2 separate regions of the Homo sapiens genome follow, and region 2 is linked to region 1. Evidence: chromatin loops called from intact Hi-C (ENCODE). Cell type or tissue: heart right ventricle. All regions are shown on one strand. Links, peaks and the distances in the headings refer to the core of each region. The heading gives the core; the rest is flanking DNA. Region 1 holds the start of B3GNT3 (UDP-GlcNAc:betaGal beta-1,3-N-acetylglucosaminyltransferase 3). Region 2 overlaps TMEM221 (transmembrane protein 221).

Region 1 (8,325 bases), core at 140-8,139:
GACCTGGCTTGTCTGGATTCCTGAACTCTGGCCTGGAACAGAGAAGCACCAAGGCCCCCTTTTGGTTCTCCCACACCCAGAGCACCTGCCAGGAAATGCCACACCCTAGGGGTGAGAGTGAGGGAGGGTGTCCAGGCTGGACTGAGCAAACACCCAACTGCTCACCTAGGCCATATGGGGGCCCAGCTGCCTGACCTGGGGGCCACACCTCTTCCTCCTGACACCAGCCCTGCCTGGTGTCACCTTGAGAACAGGCCAGTGGGAGGAAGTGATGGCCCCCAGGGCTGGCCCCAGACCTAGACGGCCAGGTGGCTTCCCATGGGCCCTGAATCCCAGATCTGGACTGCAGGAGTCCCCCGCCCAAGTTGAGGGGCGACCTCAGTTTCCTCTTGAGAAGTGTCCATTTAAAAAAATCAGAGCTGGGCATAGTGGCTCATGCCTGAAATCCCAGCACTTTCAGATGCCAAGGCAGGAGGATTGCTTGGGCCCAGGAGTTTGAGACCAGCCTGGACAACATAGTGAGACCCCGTCTCCACACACAAAAAAATTTTAAAATTAGCTGCCTGTGGTGTGCACCTGTAGTCCCAGCTACTCGGGAGGCTGAGGTGGGAGGATCACTTGAGCCCAGGAGGTTGAGGCTGCAGTGAATACAGTGCATGGAGCCACTGTACTCCAGCCTGGGTGACAAAGTGAGTCCCCCACCTCTACAAATAAAACAAACAAACAAAAAGTTTAAATCTGACCCAGAGGAAAAGATGGTCGGGATTCTTGGAACAGGAGTGAATCTGAACAGTGGCTACAGACATAATTAATATAATTATGATGACAGCTGACTGTCCCTGGGCACCCACTGAGTGGCCACAGCTCCTATCCACTCAACTCATCCTCGCCAAGGTCCCATGCCATGAGACCCCCCCTTAACACACAGGGAAACTGAGGCTCAGAGACCTAACGCCAGTCACGCAAGGGCCCCCAGTGGCCAGCAGTACACCTCATCACAAAAATTTCCTTTGACTAAACGCTTCGGGCATCCTCATCCCAGCTGGTTCATTGTTCCACCTCACGGAGGGGAAACTGAGGCCGGTTCAGCAATGTGTCCATGCCACGCAGCCAGGGCCCCTGGAATGCCGCCCAGCCACCTGGCAGGGCCTGCAGCACCGGAACCGCAGGGAGAGACTGGGGGTCACCTGCAGTTCCCAAACCCAACCGGGGACCCCAGCGCTGGCTTGCCCAGATACTCCCAACCAAGGGGCCAATAATCTCAACAACACAGGTAACAGTAACAGCCAAGTCTGACTAAGCGGCATCCGCCTCGGGGGTCTGATCCCGCCCAATCTGGGAGGGGCGCCGGGGTCCCGGGTCGCCAGCTGTGGGGGAGGCTTCCTCCCCGACCCAGGTCCGAGCTGGCCTTGGGAACGCCGGAGACAATTACGGATGGGTGAGGGCAACCGGGTTCTCGAGACTCGGGGCTCCCGAATGTTCCCACATCTGCAGGGTATGCGCGGTGGAGACCGGCAGGGGCTTCTCCAGAGCCACAACTTCCCCACCCCCAAACCCCCACCACTGGGGTCCGCCAGATCCTCCGGGGGCTGCCGACACTCACCCCCAGACGACAGTCCCGCCTCTGCCCCTCTACCTGCTCCTCTCAGCTCGCGAGCCGAAGAAAGAGTTTTTACCTGAGCCAGAGCTCCCGCCCCTCTCCCGCTTCCTCCCTCCCACCGGGCCTCACGCCTTCCTGCCTCCCTCCGCCTTGGCCGCTTGCCAGTCCCCCTCTTCCCAGCTCGGCTGAGTTTCCTGGTGGCCCAGGCGAAGTTCTCTGCCGGCTCCTCCCTCCCCGGCCATGCCTCTTCCCCTCTCCGGTCCCGGCTGCCACCTCTGCCATCCCGCTCTTGCCACCCTCGCCCCTCTCGGGGCTCACGACCCCACCTTGGGTCTGGCCCGCTGCTAGGGAATGAGCTCCCCGTGGCTGGAGATGAACAAGCAGCGCCTTGCGGGTTCCTGGCACAGAGCCCGGTCAGCGTTGGCCCACGTGTGTTCCGTGAAGAAATGATTGGATAAGCCCATGGCGATAAGGAGGGAGGGAGGCAGGTTAAACCTTGCGGCACCTCTGCTCTCTGCGGGGAGTTCAAAGATTCCTGAAGCTGGGGTCGGCGCAGTGGCTCACTCCTGTACTTCCAGAGGCCGAGGGGGGCGGATCGCTGGAACCCAGGAGTTTGAGACCAGCCTGGGCAACATAGTGAGATTCCATCTCTATATTGAAAATAATTCCAGGACCCGAAAACCTACGATGTGCCCCCAGACATCCAGATGCCACCTGCTGGCATTTGGAAGGGTTCTGGAAGTCAACAATCAGACAGATTTGTAGTCTTTTCTTTTTCTTTTTTTCTTGTTTTGAGAGACAGGATCTCGCTTTGTCACCCAGGCTAGAGTACAGTGGTGTGATCTCCGCTCGCTACAATGTCGACCTCCCCAGTTCAAGCAATCCTCCCACCTCAGCCTCCCGAGTAGCTGGGACTACAGGCACCCGCCAGCATGCCTGGCTAATTTTTGTCATTTTTCTAGATATGGGGTTTTGATATGTTGCCCAGGCTGGTCTTAACTGTGGGCCTCAAGTGACCTTCCTGCCTCAGATCCCCAAGGTGCTGGATTATAGATGTGAGCCACTGCACCTGGCCTCAGATTTGTAGATTTTTAGGGTTGGGTTGGCTAGGATTCGAACCCTGCCCTGTGCTGCCTCTGAATCTCTAGGAGATTCTAGCCTGGACCCAGCGTTGGGAGCTCTGGGGTTGGGGAAGTCCAGGTGTGTGAGCTGGGCTATGGTTTCAGGAAACCCCTCCTTCCTCCTTCATCCCTGTTTCTTCCCGAGGAGGAAGCCGAGGTGTATATGTGGCCTGTCTGTGCCTCAGTTTCCTCACCTGTAAAATGTAAGAAATAGCCCCTGGGTACTCTGGATGGGAGAGGTCTGGGGAGTGAACCCTCAGAGCAAATGCATGATTAAAACTGTATGGAGGGCAATTACCGGAAATGTCATAGTGTCAAATGTGGCACTACTGGCCTCGGTTCTGGATGCACACACTTTCTTACTGTGGTACATCCTTGGACTTTGATTCAGAGTCTATGCTCACCCTGTTGGGTCCCTGGGTTCACCAAGTCATGGCCCCAGGAAGGGATTTGTCGGCCGGGAAGGAGCCGGAACCAAAAGTCCCATCCTGGGCGGGCGGGGTGGCTCAACCCTATAATCTCAGCATTTTGGAAGGCCGAAGTGGGCAGATCATGCCGGTAATCCCAGCACCTTCCAAAGGCCAAAGTGAGGGGATCACCTGAGGTCAGGACTTTGCGATCAGCCTGGCCAACATGAAGAAACCCCGTCTCCACTAAAACATACAAAAATTAGCCAGGCATACTGGCGGGTGCCTGTAATCCCACCTACTCGGGAGGCTGAGGCAGGAGAATCACTCGAACCCAGGAGGTGGAGGTTGCAGTGAGCAGAGATCATGCCACGGCACTCCAGTCTGGGAGATAGAGTGAGACTCCATCTCAAAAAAAAAAAAACAAAAAACAAAAATATTAGCCAGGTGTGGTGGCGGGCGCCTGTAATCCCAGCTACTCAGGAGGCTGAGGCAGGAGAATCACTTGAACCTGGGAGGCAGAGGTTGCAGTGAGCCAAGATCGCACCACTGCACTCCAGCCTGGGCGACAGAGTGAGACTCCATCTCAAAAAAAAAAAAAAAAAAAAGTACCATCCTGTGACAGGGTCCCCGCCCATCCCCTCCTCCACCAGGTACTGGCCCTCCAGAATTCAGGCTGCTGGGAGGATGTGAGCTCTAGCCCCGCCCCACTCACCCAGGGAAACTGAACCCTCCCACCCTTTTCCCATGTGTAAGACATACAGATACCCTGAGCCCCCAGACCTTTTAAACCGGGTGCTTCCGGGGTTCACTGGACGCAATAGAGTGAATTCTGGTGCTGGAGGGCCCGGGTTCAAATCCGGACTAGAATGACCCTATGATCCCGCCATTGCCCTTGTAGGTATCTACCCAAAGGAGTTGAAAACAGGTGTTGAAACAAATGCTTGCATAGGGAAGTTCATAGCAGCATGATTCACAGTGTTCTTTTCAGCTGCTTGGGTGGTGATCACCCACCCAAGTGTCCAGTGGATGAATGGATAAACAACATGTGGTCCATCAGTGGAGTCTTGAGTTTTTTTTTTTTTTGTTTTTTTTTTTTTTTTTGAGACAGAGTCTCGCTCTGTCACCCAGGCTGGAGTGCAGTGGCAGGATCTTGGCTCACTGCAACCTCCACCTCCCAGGTTCAAGCAGCTCTCTTGTCTCAGCCTCCCGAGTAGCTGGGATTATAGGCACCTGCCACCACGCCCGGCTACTTTTTGTATTTTCAGTAGAGACGGGGGTTTCACCATGTTGCCCAGGCTGGTCTTGAACCCCTGACCTCAAGCAATCCACCCGCCTCAGCCTCCCAAAGTGCTGGGGTTACAGGTGTGAGCCACTGTGCCCTGCCTGGAGTCTTTTTCAGCCATCAGAAAGACTGAAGTCCTGGCCAGTAGCTCACGCCTGTAATCCCAGCACTTTGGGAGGCTGAGGCAGGCAGATCACTTGAGGTCAAGAGTTCGAGACCAGCCTGGCCAACATGGCAAAATCCCTCTCTACTAAAAATACAAAAATTAGTTGGGCATGGTGGCGCATGCTTGTAATCCCAGCTACTCGGGGAGCTGAGGCAGGAGAACTGCTCAAATCCAGGAAGCAGAGGTTGCAGTGAGCCCAGATCATGCCACTGCACTCCAGCCTGGATGACAGAGCGAGACTCTGTCTCAAAAAAAAAAAAAAAAGAGAGAGATTGAAGTCCTGATAAGAGATTGAAGTCCTGATCCCTGCTACAACAGGGATGAAATAAAAAACACGATGCTGAGTGAAAGAAGCCAGACACAAAAGGCCACATGTCGTATGATTCCATTTATGTGAAATGCCCAGAACAGGCAAATCCACAGAGACAGGAAGCTAATTAGTGGTTGCCAGGAGCTGTGGGAGGGGAAATGGGGCATGACTGCTGAAGGGGACAGGGTTTCCTTTCGGAGGGGATGAAAATGTGCACAAATTAGATAAAGGGTGTGGTTGCACATATTATGAATATACTGAAACTCACTGAATTGTTCATTTTAAAGTGGTTCATTTTTTGTTTTGTGAATTTCAGCTCAAAAGAAAATCCAATTAGGCCACTTATCAGCTGGGGGTGGCCTCTGACATGTGGCCCAGTTGATGGTGCTGTGCCAATGGATCACTCTGTACCACAGCTGAGGTTTTAAGGCCACCCGGGTGGAAGAGACCAGGGCATGTAAACTGCATAATGGCATCACGCCTGCCCGGGGTTGGCAGGTTTAACGGGTTCCGCGCCCTCTCTCTTGGAATTCACTCTTCTGAGATAGGTCACGTCACACCTGCTCTGGAAGGCTGGGCAGTTAGGAGGCCACACCTGGGAAAAGTGCCTTCTGCGCTTTTTTGTTTGCTTGTGTTTTTTTGTTTTTTTTGTTGTTGTTGTTGTTGTTTGTTTGAGACGGAGTCTTGCTCTGTCATCAAGGCTGGAGTGCAGCGGCGCCATCTGGGCTCACTGAAACCTCTGCCTGCCGGGTTCAAGCAATTCTCCTGCCTCAGCCTCCCGAGTAGCTGAGATTACAGGCACCTGCCACCACGCCCAGCTAATTTTTGTTTTCTTAGTAGAGATGGGGGTTTCACCATGTTGGCCAGGCTAGTCTCGAACTCCTGGCCTCAAGTGATCCACCGGCCTGGGCCTCCCAAAGTGCTGGGATTACAGGCGTGAGCCAATGCGCCCAGCCCTGTTTGTTTGGTTTCTTTTTTGAGATGGAGTCTCTGTCTCCCAGGCTGGAGTGCAGTGGCATGTTCTCAGCTCACTGCAACCTCCTCGTCCTGGGCTCCAGAGATTCTCCTGCCTCAACCTCCCGAATAGCTGGGATTACAGGCGCCCACCACCACGCCTGGCTTATTTTTGTATTTTTAGTAGAGATGGGGTTTTATCATGTTGGCCAGGCTGGTCTCGAATTCCTGACCTCAAGTGATCCACCTGCCTTGGCCTCCCAGAGTGCTGGAATTACAGGCATGAGTCACCATGCCCAGATGCCTTCTTCATTTTAAAAGGTGCCCAGCCTCATTTGTGTCCCCAGGAAGGCAAATAAAAGCTACTAGGAGGTGCCATGTACCCGCCACTTATCAGACAGGGAAGAACCCATGCCCAGATTAGGCTACATTATGAGGAGGTGGTGGCAAACAGATTTTGATTTTGTCACCTCTATAAAGCTCAGCTCTGATACCCAGGGCCCCATGGATGTCTGACACCCAGTGGCCCCATGGATGCCACTACTCTCTGACACCCAGAGCCACACCCACTGGGCAGGTGTGGTCTCTGAATTTACAGCCTAGGTGCTAAGACCTGCAAGGGAGAAGACATGAAGGGCTGGGAAGTCCCTGGGCTGTTTGTAGCCAGACAGGGCAGGTGCTGCAGCCACCTCTGCCCCCATTTGATGCCCCAACTCCTATAATCATCCTTCCTTCCTACAGCTGACGTTTTTGTTGTTTTTGTTTTGTTTTGTTTTGATACAGGGTCTCACTCTGTCACCCAGACTGGAGTGCAGTGGTACAATCTGGGCTCATCACAACCTCCGCCTCCCAGGCTCAAGCGAGTCTCCTGCCTCAGCCTCCCAAGTAGCAGGGATTACACGTGCACACTACTACCGCCTGGCTAATTTTTGTATTTTTAGTGGAGACGGGGTTTCACCATGTTGGCCAGGCTGGTCTTGAACTCCTGACCTCAAATGATCCACCTGCCTCGGCCTCCCAAAGTGCTGGGATTATAGGCATGAGCCACCCTACCTGGCCTATTTAAGAGACAGTATCTCACTCTGTGGCTGCCCAGAGCCTTGGAGAGCACCAGTGTGATCTTAGCTCACTGTAGCCTCAACCTCCTGGGTTCAATTGATCCTCCTGCCTCAGCCTCCCAAGTAGCTGGGACCATAGGCGTGTGCCACCATGCTGGGTCAATTTTCCTATTTTTGTAGAAACAGGGGGTCTTGCTATGTTGCCCAGGCTGGTCTTGAACTCCTGCTCTCAAGTGATCCTCCTGCCTCGGCCTCCCAAAGTGTTGGGATTACAGGCGTGAGCCACGGTGCCCGACTCTCAGCCAATGTTAATTATGCACTTGCTTTGTGCCAAGAATGCTCCCTGAACCTCTCCCAACTACAGGATTCCTCCCATCTTACAGACAAGGAAACTGACGCACAGCCAGAGGCACTCTCTCTTTGGAGGACAGGGTGGGATGATCAGAGACAGCGCACAGCAAGTCTCAGGCCAAATCCTGCCTCCTACTTCCTTCCTTCTGAGCTTCATCCAGTCTGGGCTTGCTCCCTGGGGTCTGTACAGCCTCAAGGTCAGGAACACGGGCCCTGGTTCCCTGAATATCCATCAGGACCCAAGACTGTCCACTGGGCTCAGACCTGCTCCCCACTGCAGTCTGCTGTTACTGCTTCTGTCCTGCCCTCCCCAGTGGGCCATTCTTGCACACCTGCACCAAGGTCCACCCTCCTCCTGGGGCTCCCAAAGCTGCCTGGTACTAGTGGGGGTTTTGCCCTGTAGTTGGCACTCTTCTAAGTGTGTGACCTCCCACAGATATCCAGTGAGGTGAGTTGCAGATGAGCTGAGGCTCAAGTCCCGTGCTTAAAGTCACACAGCCAGTGGCCGCCAAGCAGGCTCCTCACTCAGGCTTCCTATCTCCACTTCCTGGGTTCCAAGAACTTTGTCCTGCTCATAGCTCTCTCTCTGCTACATGGTATACAGTAGATACTCAATTAATATTTGTAGGTTGACTAATTGCTTCCTCATTGAACTAACAACCTTCCATCACTTTGCTTGGGATGCCCATTCCTATCTTGCAAACTCCTACTCATACCTCAAAACCTCATTTATAATGCCCCCTCCTTAGAAAGTCTTCCTGACTGCTTGGGAAGACTCCTGACACCCCTTTCTGGGCTTCTGTAGTCCTCCTCCCTCCCTATAGCCCACCTCTGAGCCCATGGGGCTGGGGTATCTGTGTTGTTCTTTCTCTCCCAGAATGGCCCTGTACCGGTTGAGCGCAGTGCAGGGAGGGAGGTACATTAGGTCTCTCGTATCCATCCACCTTCTCTTCCTCCCCTCTCTGGCAACGCAAAGGATACTTCCTGGAGCAGGAAAAGGTTTCCTTTTTTATTTTATTAGAAAATAAAGTGTTTATTCAAAGAACATTAAAAGGCCGGGACCTGTGTGGGGT
Region 2 (8,325 bases), core at 207-8,206, 360 kb after region 1:
GTCTCCATCCATTTCACAGATGAGGAAACGGAGGCCCCAAGAGAGGCAGTGACTCACCAGGGGGCCCACGGCCAGGACTGAGCACCAGAGCCAGGATTCTCACCTGAACCCCATAATCTCCATGCTGCTGATGTGCAAGTCTCAGACTCTGCAAAATCCACTGCACCCCCTCGGGCTGTGAACATTTCAAATCCATGTGTGCCAAGCTTGGAGCAGCCCAGGGCCAGGGGCACGGCTGGAGAGCTGGACCCAGGTTCCTGGCTGTGGACCCATGGCTGAGGGCTTAGCTGCTTTGTGCCTCAGTTTCCTCATCTGTAATATGGGGACACGAAGTGGCCCTGTCTCCAAGGGCTCTGACAAGACACATGACTTCATGTGAGGCATTCCGGGGACCCCCACACAATAGGTCCTCAATGTGTGTTAATCGTTCTCATGCTGCTGCTGCTTTTGGGGTGTAGGCATGGGTAGTTTCTGGGGCTCAAGGAAATAACAGAGGGGTCTCCAAAGGTCTCCTGTCTTGCACAACCCACAAGTAAACTCTGATATTCACTATCTGTGTGTTACTCAATGTTCAATTGTGCTGCGTGGCCAAGCCCAGGCCCATGGGTGGGACTTGGGTCGGGGGAAGGAAGGGCAAAAGTGAGAGCCAGGCCATGCCCCTTGTAGTCCCCAGGCTGGGACGCATGCTCCACCAGTTAGTTTTGTTTGGTTTTGGTTTTGGTTTGAGACAGAGTCTTGCTCTGTCTCCCAGGCTGGAGTGCAGTGGCACAATCTCGGCTCACTGCAACCTCCGTCTCCCAAGTTCAAGCGATTCTCCGGCCTCAGCCTCCTGAGTAGCTGGGATTACAGGCACCCACCACCATGCCTGGCTAATTTTTATATGTTTAGTAGAGACGGGTTCACCATGTTGGCCAGGCTGGTCTCGAACTCCTGACCTCAAGTGATCCCCTGCCTCGGCCTCCCAAAGTGCTGGAATTACAGGTGTGAGCCACTGCTCCTGGCCTTTTTAAAATTTTTTTGAGATGGAGTTTTGCTCTTGTGGCCCAGGCTGCAGTGCAATGGCCCAATCTTGGCTCATTGCCACCTCCGTCTCCCGGGTTCAAGCGATTTTCCTGCCTCAGCCTCCCAAGTAACTGGGACTACAGGAAAGGGCCACCATGCCCGGCTAGTTTTTACATTTTTTGTTTGTTTGCTTTTGAGACAGAGTCTCACTCTGTCGCCTAGGCTGGAGTGCAGTGGCGCGATCTTGGCTCACTGCAACCTCCGCCTCCCTGTTTTAAGTGATTCTCCTGCCTCAGCCTCCCAAGTAGCTGGGACTACAGGCAAGGGCCATCATGCCTGGATAGTTTTTACATTTTTAGTAGAGATGGTGATTTACCATGTTGGCCAGCTGGTCTCGAACTCCTGACCTCAAATGATCCATCCACCTTGGCCCCTCAAAGTGCTACAGGCGTGAGCCACCACGCCTGGCCTGAATTGTATACTTCTAAATGGTTAATTTTATGTTAATGTGATTTTTCACCTCAACACATTTTTAATTTTTTTTTTTTTTTTAAAGAGAGGGGTTTGCTCTATCACCCAGGCTGGAATGCAGTGTTGTGATCATAGCTCATTGCAGCCTCAAACTCCTGGGCTCAAGTGATCCTCCTGACTCAGCATCCAGAGTAGCTGGGACTGCAGGCATGCACCACCACACCTGGTTAATCTTTGTATTTTTTATTTTTGTAGAGATGGTGTTTTGCTATATTGCCCAGGCTGGTCTCGAACTCCCAGGCTCAAACAATTCTACCACAGCCACCCAGTAGCTGGGATTACAGGGGTGTGCCACCATGCTCCCTCCCACACACACAAAAATAAAGCAAGGCCGGCGCAGTGGCTCATGCCTGTAATCCCAGCACTTTGGGAGGCCACGGTGGGCAGATCACGAGGTCAGGAGTTCAAGACCAGCCTGGCCAACTTGGTGAAACCCTGTCTCTACTAAAAATACAAAAATTAGATGGGCATGGTGACGCATGCCAGTAATCCCAGCTACTTGGGAGGCTGAAGCGGGAGAATCGCTTGAACCGGGACCCAGGAGGTGGAGGCTGCAGTGAGCTGAGATTGTGCCACTGCCCTCCAGTCTGGGCTACAGAGCAAGACTCCGTCCCCCACAAAAAAAAAAAAAAAAATACAGAAAATTAGCTGGACATGGTGGTGGGTGCCTGTAATCCCAGCTACTCGGGACGCTGAGGCAGGAGAATCACTTAAGCCAGGGAGGCGGAGGTTGCAGTGAGCCAAGACCGCACCACTCCTCTCCAGCCTGGGCACAAAGCGAGACTCCGTCTCAAAAAATAAATAAATAAAAATAAATAAAAAATTGCACCCTGGGCACCTCAGCAACCTCACCCTAGGCTGGTCCCTGCTCTTCCTCCTGATACCTCAAACTTGAACCTTGGAAATGATAAGGTTCCAACTTGGGAGGCCCGGCTGAAAACCGCCCCCTCGTCTGCACTGCCTGGAAGGGGAGCTGAGTTACCGAGCATCTTCCTATCTCAGCCAGAATCAGGTGAGGCGCAGGGCAAGGCTGGTCCTGGGGCTGCAGCCAAAACCTCCAGACTCCAGGCACCTGATATGGGTTTGGCGTGCGGCTTTCAGAGTGTTCCGGGAGCTGGGCAGACCTGCCTTAAGGAACAGTAATGCAAACTCAGTTTCGTTCTTTACAAACGGAGGTGATCTCCCCTACCCAACAAGCCATAGGCACAAGGCCCCAGTCGAAAAGGGTAGAAATGTCTCCATTAATTCCACAGGCCTCGCAAACACAAGCTCTGTCAGCATTCTGGTATGTTCTAGGGTGTGGACAGTATCTGTCAAAGATGTTCTCTTGCAAGAGGATCACCTGAGGCCAGGAGTTCAAGACCAGCCTGGGCAACATAGGGAGACTCCAGCTCTACAAAAAAATTAAAAATTAGCCAGGCATGGTGGTGCACACCTGTGGTCCCAGCTACTTGAGAGGCTGAGGCAAGAAGATCAGCAGTGATTGAACCACTACGATCCAGCCTGGGCAACAGAGCAAGACCCTATCTGTTTAAAAGAAAAGTAGGCAGGGCACAGTGGCTCACTCCTATAATCCTAGCACTTTGGGAGGCCAAGGCAGTCGGATTGCTTGAGGCTAGGAGTTCAAGACCAGCCTGGCCAACATGGCAAAACCCCATCTCTACTAAAAATACAAAAATTAGCTGGTCATGGCCAGGCGCTGTGGCTCACACCTGTAATCCCAACACTTTGGGAGGCTGAACCGGGCAGATCACTTGAAGTCGGGAGTTCAAGACCAGCCTGGCCAACAAGGTGAAACACCGTCTCTACTAAAAATACAAAGAAAGAAAGAAAGAGAGAGAGAGAGGGAGGGAGGGAGGGAGGAAGGAAAAGAAAGGAAAGAAAAGGAAAAAAGAGATGAAAGAAAGGAAAGGAAAGAAAGGAAAGGAAGAAAGAAAGGAAGAAAGGAAGAAATTAGGCTGGGCGCCGTGGCTCACGCCTGTAATCCCAGCACTTGTGGGAGGCTGAGGCGGGCAGATCACGAGGTCAGGAGATTGAGACCATCCTGGCTAATGCGGTGAAACCTCATCTCTACTAAATACACACACACACACAAATTAGCTGGCCATGGTGGCGGACGCCTGTAGTCCCAGCTACTTGAGAGGCTGAGGCAGGAGAATGGCATGAACCCAAAAGGCGGAGCTTGCAGTGAGCCAAGATTGCGCCACTGCACTCCAGCCTGGGCGACAGAGCGAGACTCCATGTCAAAAAAAAAAGAAATTAGCCGGGGGTGGTGGTGGGCGCCTGTAGTCCCAGCTACTCAGGAGGCTGAGGCAGGAGAATCACTTGAACCCCAGAGATGGAAGTTGCAGGGAACCACAATCACACCACTGCACTCCAGACTGGGTGACAGAGGGAGACTCTGTCTTGGAAAAAAAAAAAAATACTATAGAGACTGGGGTCTCCCTATGTTGCCCAGGCTGGCCTCAAACTCCTGGACTCAAGTGATCCTCCCACCTCAGCTTCCCAAAGTGATGGGATTACAGGGCTGAGCCACAGAGCCCAGCCCCTCTGCCACTTTTGAATACAGGAAGTATAGGGTTTGCCACTAGCAGAGGCCACTCACGGGGAGTCACATCATCCATTCTGCCTGGATGTCAGGCTGCAGAAACCTTCCACCTTCAAAGGCCTGTCAGAGTCAAGAGGTGTTTCTTCAAGAGTCATCAGGGGCAGCTGAGAGACACGGGTCCTATGCATTCTCCCTTACACGTATCCCATGAGATGAGGAATGTTGAGGTTCCCATTGTAAAGATGGAGAAACTGAGGCGCAGAGAAGTTTAAGCCGCAGCTCAAGGTCAGCAGCTATTGAGTAGAGGAGCTGGGATCACGTCTATCCAGAAATGCCACTCTCAGTACCCATGCCCCTGTGGAGCCTGGGAGTAAGCAATAGGAGAGAAACCCACCTGGGCAACATAGCAAGACCCCATCTCTACAAAAGTAAAAATGTAGCCAAGTGTGGTGGCACACACCTATAGTTCCAGCTACTAGGGAGACTGAGATGGGAGGATAGATTGTGCCCAGGAGGTCAAGGCTGCGGTGAGCCATGATTGCACCACCGCACTCCAGCTTGGGTAACAGAGTGAGACCTTGTCTCAAGAAAAGAGAAATGGCCAGGCATGGTGGCTCACACCTGTAATCCCAGCACTTTGGGAGGTCAATGTGAGCAGATCGCTTGAGGTCAGCTGTTCCAGACCAGCCTGACCAACACAGTAAAACCTCATATCTACTAAAAATACAAAAATTAGGCCAGCATGTTGGCTCATGCCTGTAATCCCAGAACTTTGGGAGACCGAGGCGGGTGGATCACTTGAGGCCAGGAGTTCAAGATCAGCCTGGCCAACGTGGTGAAACCCCATCTCTACTAAAAATACAGAAATAAGGACCGGGCACGGTGGCTCACACCTGTAATCCCAACACTTTGGGAGGCCGAGGTGGGCGGATCACTTGAGGTCAGGAGTTCGAGACCAGCCTGACCAACATGGTGAAACCCCATCTCTACCAAAAATACAAAAATTAGCCGAGCGTGGTGGTGGGCGCCTGTAATCCCAGCTACTAGGGAGGCTGAGGCAGGAGAATCGCTTGAACCCAGGAGGCAGAGGTTGCAGTGAGCTGAGACTGCACCATCACACTCCAGCCTGGGCAACAAGAATGAAACTCCATCTCAAAAACAAACAAACAAAAAATTTAGCTGGGCGTGGTGGTGGGCACTTGTAGTCCCAGCTACTTGGGAGGCTGAGTCACGAGAATTGCTTGAACCTGGGAGATGGAGGTTGCAGTGGGCCGACATCGCTCCACTGCACTCCAGCCTGGCGACAGAGTGAGACTCCGTCTCAAAAAAAAAAAAAAAAAAAAAAAAACCAAAAACTACAAAAATTAGCTGGGTGTAGTGGTTCATGCTTGTAATCCCAGCTACTCAGGAGGCTGAGGCAGGAGAATCACTTGAACCCGGGAGGTGGAGGTTGCAGTGAGCTGCCGAGATCGCACCACTGCACTCCAGCCTGGGTCACAGAGTGAGACCCGGTCTCAAAAAATAATAATAATAATAAAAGAAGAGAAGGATAGGCACGGATCCTGGACTTAGTGCTGTGGTTCCCAGGGCCCTCAGCTCCTTCCTCAGTAGCCCAAGATGATGTAAGCTCAGCCCAGAAATGTTAGGATTGATGATACCCAAGTCAGAAGCAGGTGGGGTAGGCTCCATCGGGCCCCTCTAACCCTTGCGTGATGCAGTCCCCAGGCCTGCCTGGGCTCAGAGGACTGGGATTTTGCAGGGTGAGTGGCCCTGTCATCAGTGACAATTGGTCTAGTTGGACCCAAGGCCAGGATGGATCATCCTCAGGCCCCTGGTCACACACAGACTCCCTGAAATGAGATCTGGGGCTGCTTTTGGGGCAGCTGAGAAGGACGGCAGAGAGGACAAACGGCATTTGCTTTCTGGCTGGATCGGGTTCTGTGGCTGGCGCCAGAGGAGCCTGGGCGAGACCTGGCAGATGATCCGTGTGCCGGGAGCCAGGAGATGCAGGCAGGTGCCTTAGCATCAGAGACCTAGTTTTTCCAAGGCAGCTGAAGAGTTTGGGGAAAGGGCGTACGTTTTGCATCATCCCCGCTCACCTCCCCTTCCAGGAGAACGCACTGTCCCCCGTCTCAGATTCCCAGGGCCAGGCCAGGTCTCCGCCCCGACAAAGACTCTCTTCTTGGCCAAACTTGAGTCAGAGTCCTCTGAAATCTCTTCTGCATTGGGCCGTGACCTTGGCTCCCATCCTGTCTTTGATCTGTGTCGCCCAGTTTTAGCAAGAATCCTGCTAAGTCAGTTTCTTGATAGCTGATCGCCCTGGCCTGGCTTCAGCAAGGATCCTATTAAGAGAGTTTAAGGTGACTCCCCAAGCCTTTATAATTTTCTATCCACTGACCCCCCCTTGCCCTGCTCCGTGGCTATAAATCCCCCCTTGGTGACAACTTCGTGGATTCCGAGTTGAGCTCAATCTTCCATGCAGTAGTCTTGAATAAAGCCTTGTTTACTTTTAACAATCATCTGAATTATATATGTGTGTGGATTTTTCTTTTTTCTTTTTTTTTTTTTAAGAGGGAGTCTCACTCTGTTGCCCAGGCTGGAGTGCAGTGATGTGATCTCAGCTTACTGCAACCTCTGCCTCCCAGGTTCAAGCAATTCTCCTGCCTCAGCCTCCCGAGTAGCTGGGACTACGGGCACCCACGACCATGCCCGGCTAATTTTTTTTTTTTTTTTTTTTTGTATATTTAGTAGAGATGGGATTTCACCATGTTGGCCAGGCTGGTCTTGAACTCCTGACCTCGTGATCCGCCCACCTTGGCCTCTCAAAGTGCTGGGATTACGGGCGTGAGCCACCATGCCCGATCATGTGTGTTTTTTTCGTAGAGATGGTGTTTCACTGCTGCCCAGGCTGCCCTTAAACTCCTGAGCTCAACAGATCCTCCCAGCTTGGCCTCCCAAAGTGCTGGGATTACAGGTGTGAGCCACCGCTGCACCCAGTCCCAAATTTTTTTTTTCTTTTTTTTTGAGACAGGGTCTTGCTCTGTCACCCAGCCAGGAGTGCAGTTATGCAATCATAGCTCACTGCAGCCTTCACCTCCCAGACTCAGGCGATCCTCCCACCTCAGCCTCTCGAGTAGCAGGGACTACACAGGCAGGTATCACTATGCCCGGCTAATTTTTAATTTGTACAGACAGGGCCTTGCTGTGTTGCCCAGGCTGGTCTCAAACTCCCGGGGGCTCAAGTGATCCTCTCGCCTCAGCCTCCGATAGTGCTGGCATTACAGGCGTGAGCCACCATGGCTGGCCAACTTTAATTATTTAAAAGCTTGGATGTTTCTTTAGACAACACCGTCCTCACTGTGAGAAAATGACCCTCCCATTAGGCCAGTTTCTGTACCACTACAACTAACAAAGTCTATTGCCGCTAAGAAATAAGCCTTAGCTTTGCTATTTATTTATTCATTTACTTAGAGATAGGGTTTTGCTCTGCACCCAGGCTGTTTTTTTTTTTTTTTTTTTGCAGACAGAGTTTCGCTCTTGTTGCCAAGGCTGGAGTGCAATGGTGCGATCTTGGCTCACCACAACCTCTGCCTCCTGGGTTCAAGCGATTCTCCTGCCTCAGCCTCCTGAATAGCTGGGATTACAGGCATGCGCCACCACGCCCCGCTAATTTTGCATTTTTAGTAGAGACGGGGGTTTCTCCATGTTGGTCAGGCTGGTCTTGAACTCCCGACCTCAGGTGATCCGTCCGCCTCGGCCTCCCAAAGTGCTGGGATTACAGGCGTGAGACACCGTGCCCTGCCTTACTTATTTATTTATTTAGAGACAGGGTCTCACTCTGTCACACAGGCTGGAGTGCAGTGGCGCAATCATAGCAAACTGCAGCCTCGACCTCCTGGCCTCAAGCGATCCTCGTGCCTCAGCCCCCAAAAGTGCTGGGATTACAGATGTGAGACTCCAAGTATGACAGCCTTAGTTCTTCTTTTTCTTTTTGAGATGGAGTTTCACTCTTGTTGCCAAAGCTGGAGTGCAATGGTGCAATCTTGGCTCACTGCAACCTTGACCTCCCGGGTTCAAGCGATTCTCCTGCCTCAGCCTCCCAAGCAGCTAGGATTACAGGCGTGTGCCACCACACGCAGCTAATTTTTATATTTTTAGTAGAAACAGGGTTTCACTACGTTGGCCAGGCTGGTCTCGAACTCCTGACCTCAGGTGATCTGCCTGCCTCGGCCTCCCAAAGTGCT

Evidence for each region. A loop is a pair of places that touch in the nucleus more often than their neighbours do. Peaks named below come from ENCODE experiments on the same cell type or tissue, not always from the same donor. Only the 100,000 strongest peaks of a DNase experiment are listed, where the experiment ranks them.
Region 2: it touches region 1 in a loop (6-fold over the local background); 3 of 110 quality-filtered maps call a loop at or near these places.

Annotation. Positions count from the first base shown.
Region 1 is chr19:17,788,485-17,796,809 of GRCh38, reverse strand. B3GNT3 (UDP-GlcNAc:betaGal beta-1,3-N-acetylglucosaminyltransferase 3) reads right to left here and starts at 1,672. Exons shown (of 3, transcript NM_014256.4): 1 at 1,604-1,672. It overlaps FCHO1 (FCH and mu domain containing endocytic adaptor 1), which reads right to left. Exons shown (of 29, transcript NM_015122.3): 29 at 8,249-8,325. RefSeq lists enhancers at 1,079-1,776, 1,777-2,474. In heart right ventricle, for the core only: no CTCF peak of the experiment used is centred there; no DNase peak of the experiment used is centred there; H3K27me3 peaks cover 4,799 bases.
Region 2 is chr19:17,427,736-17,436,060 of GRCh38, reverse strand. It overlaps TMEM221 (transmembrane protein 221), which reads left to right. Exons shown (of 3, transcript NM_001190844.2): 3 at 1-552. Among named protein-coding and RNA genes, the nearest start is that of MVB12A, 12 kb to the right of the region's middle. In heart right ventricle, for the core only: no CTCF peak of the experiment used is centred there; no DNase peak of the experiment used is centred there.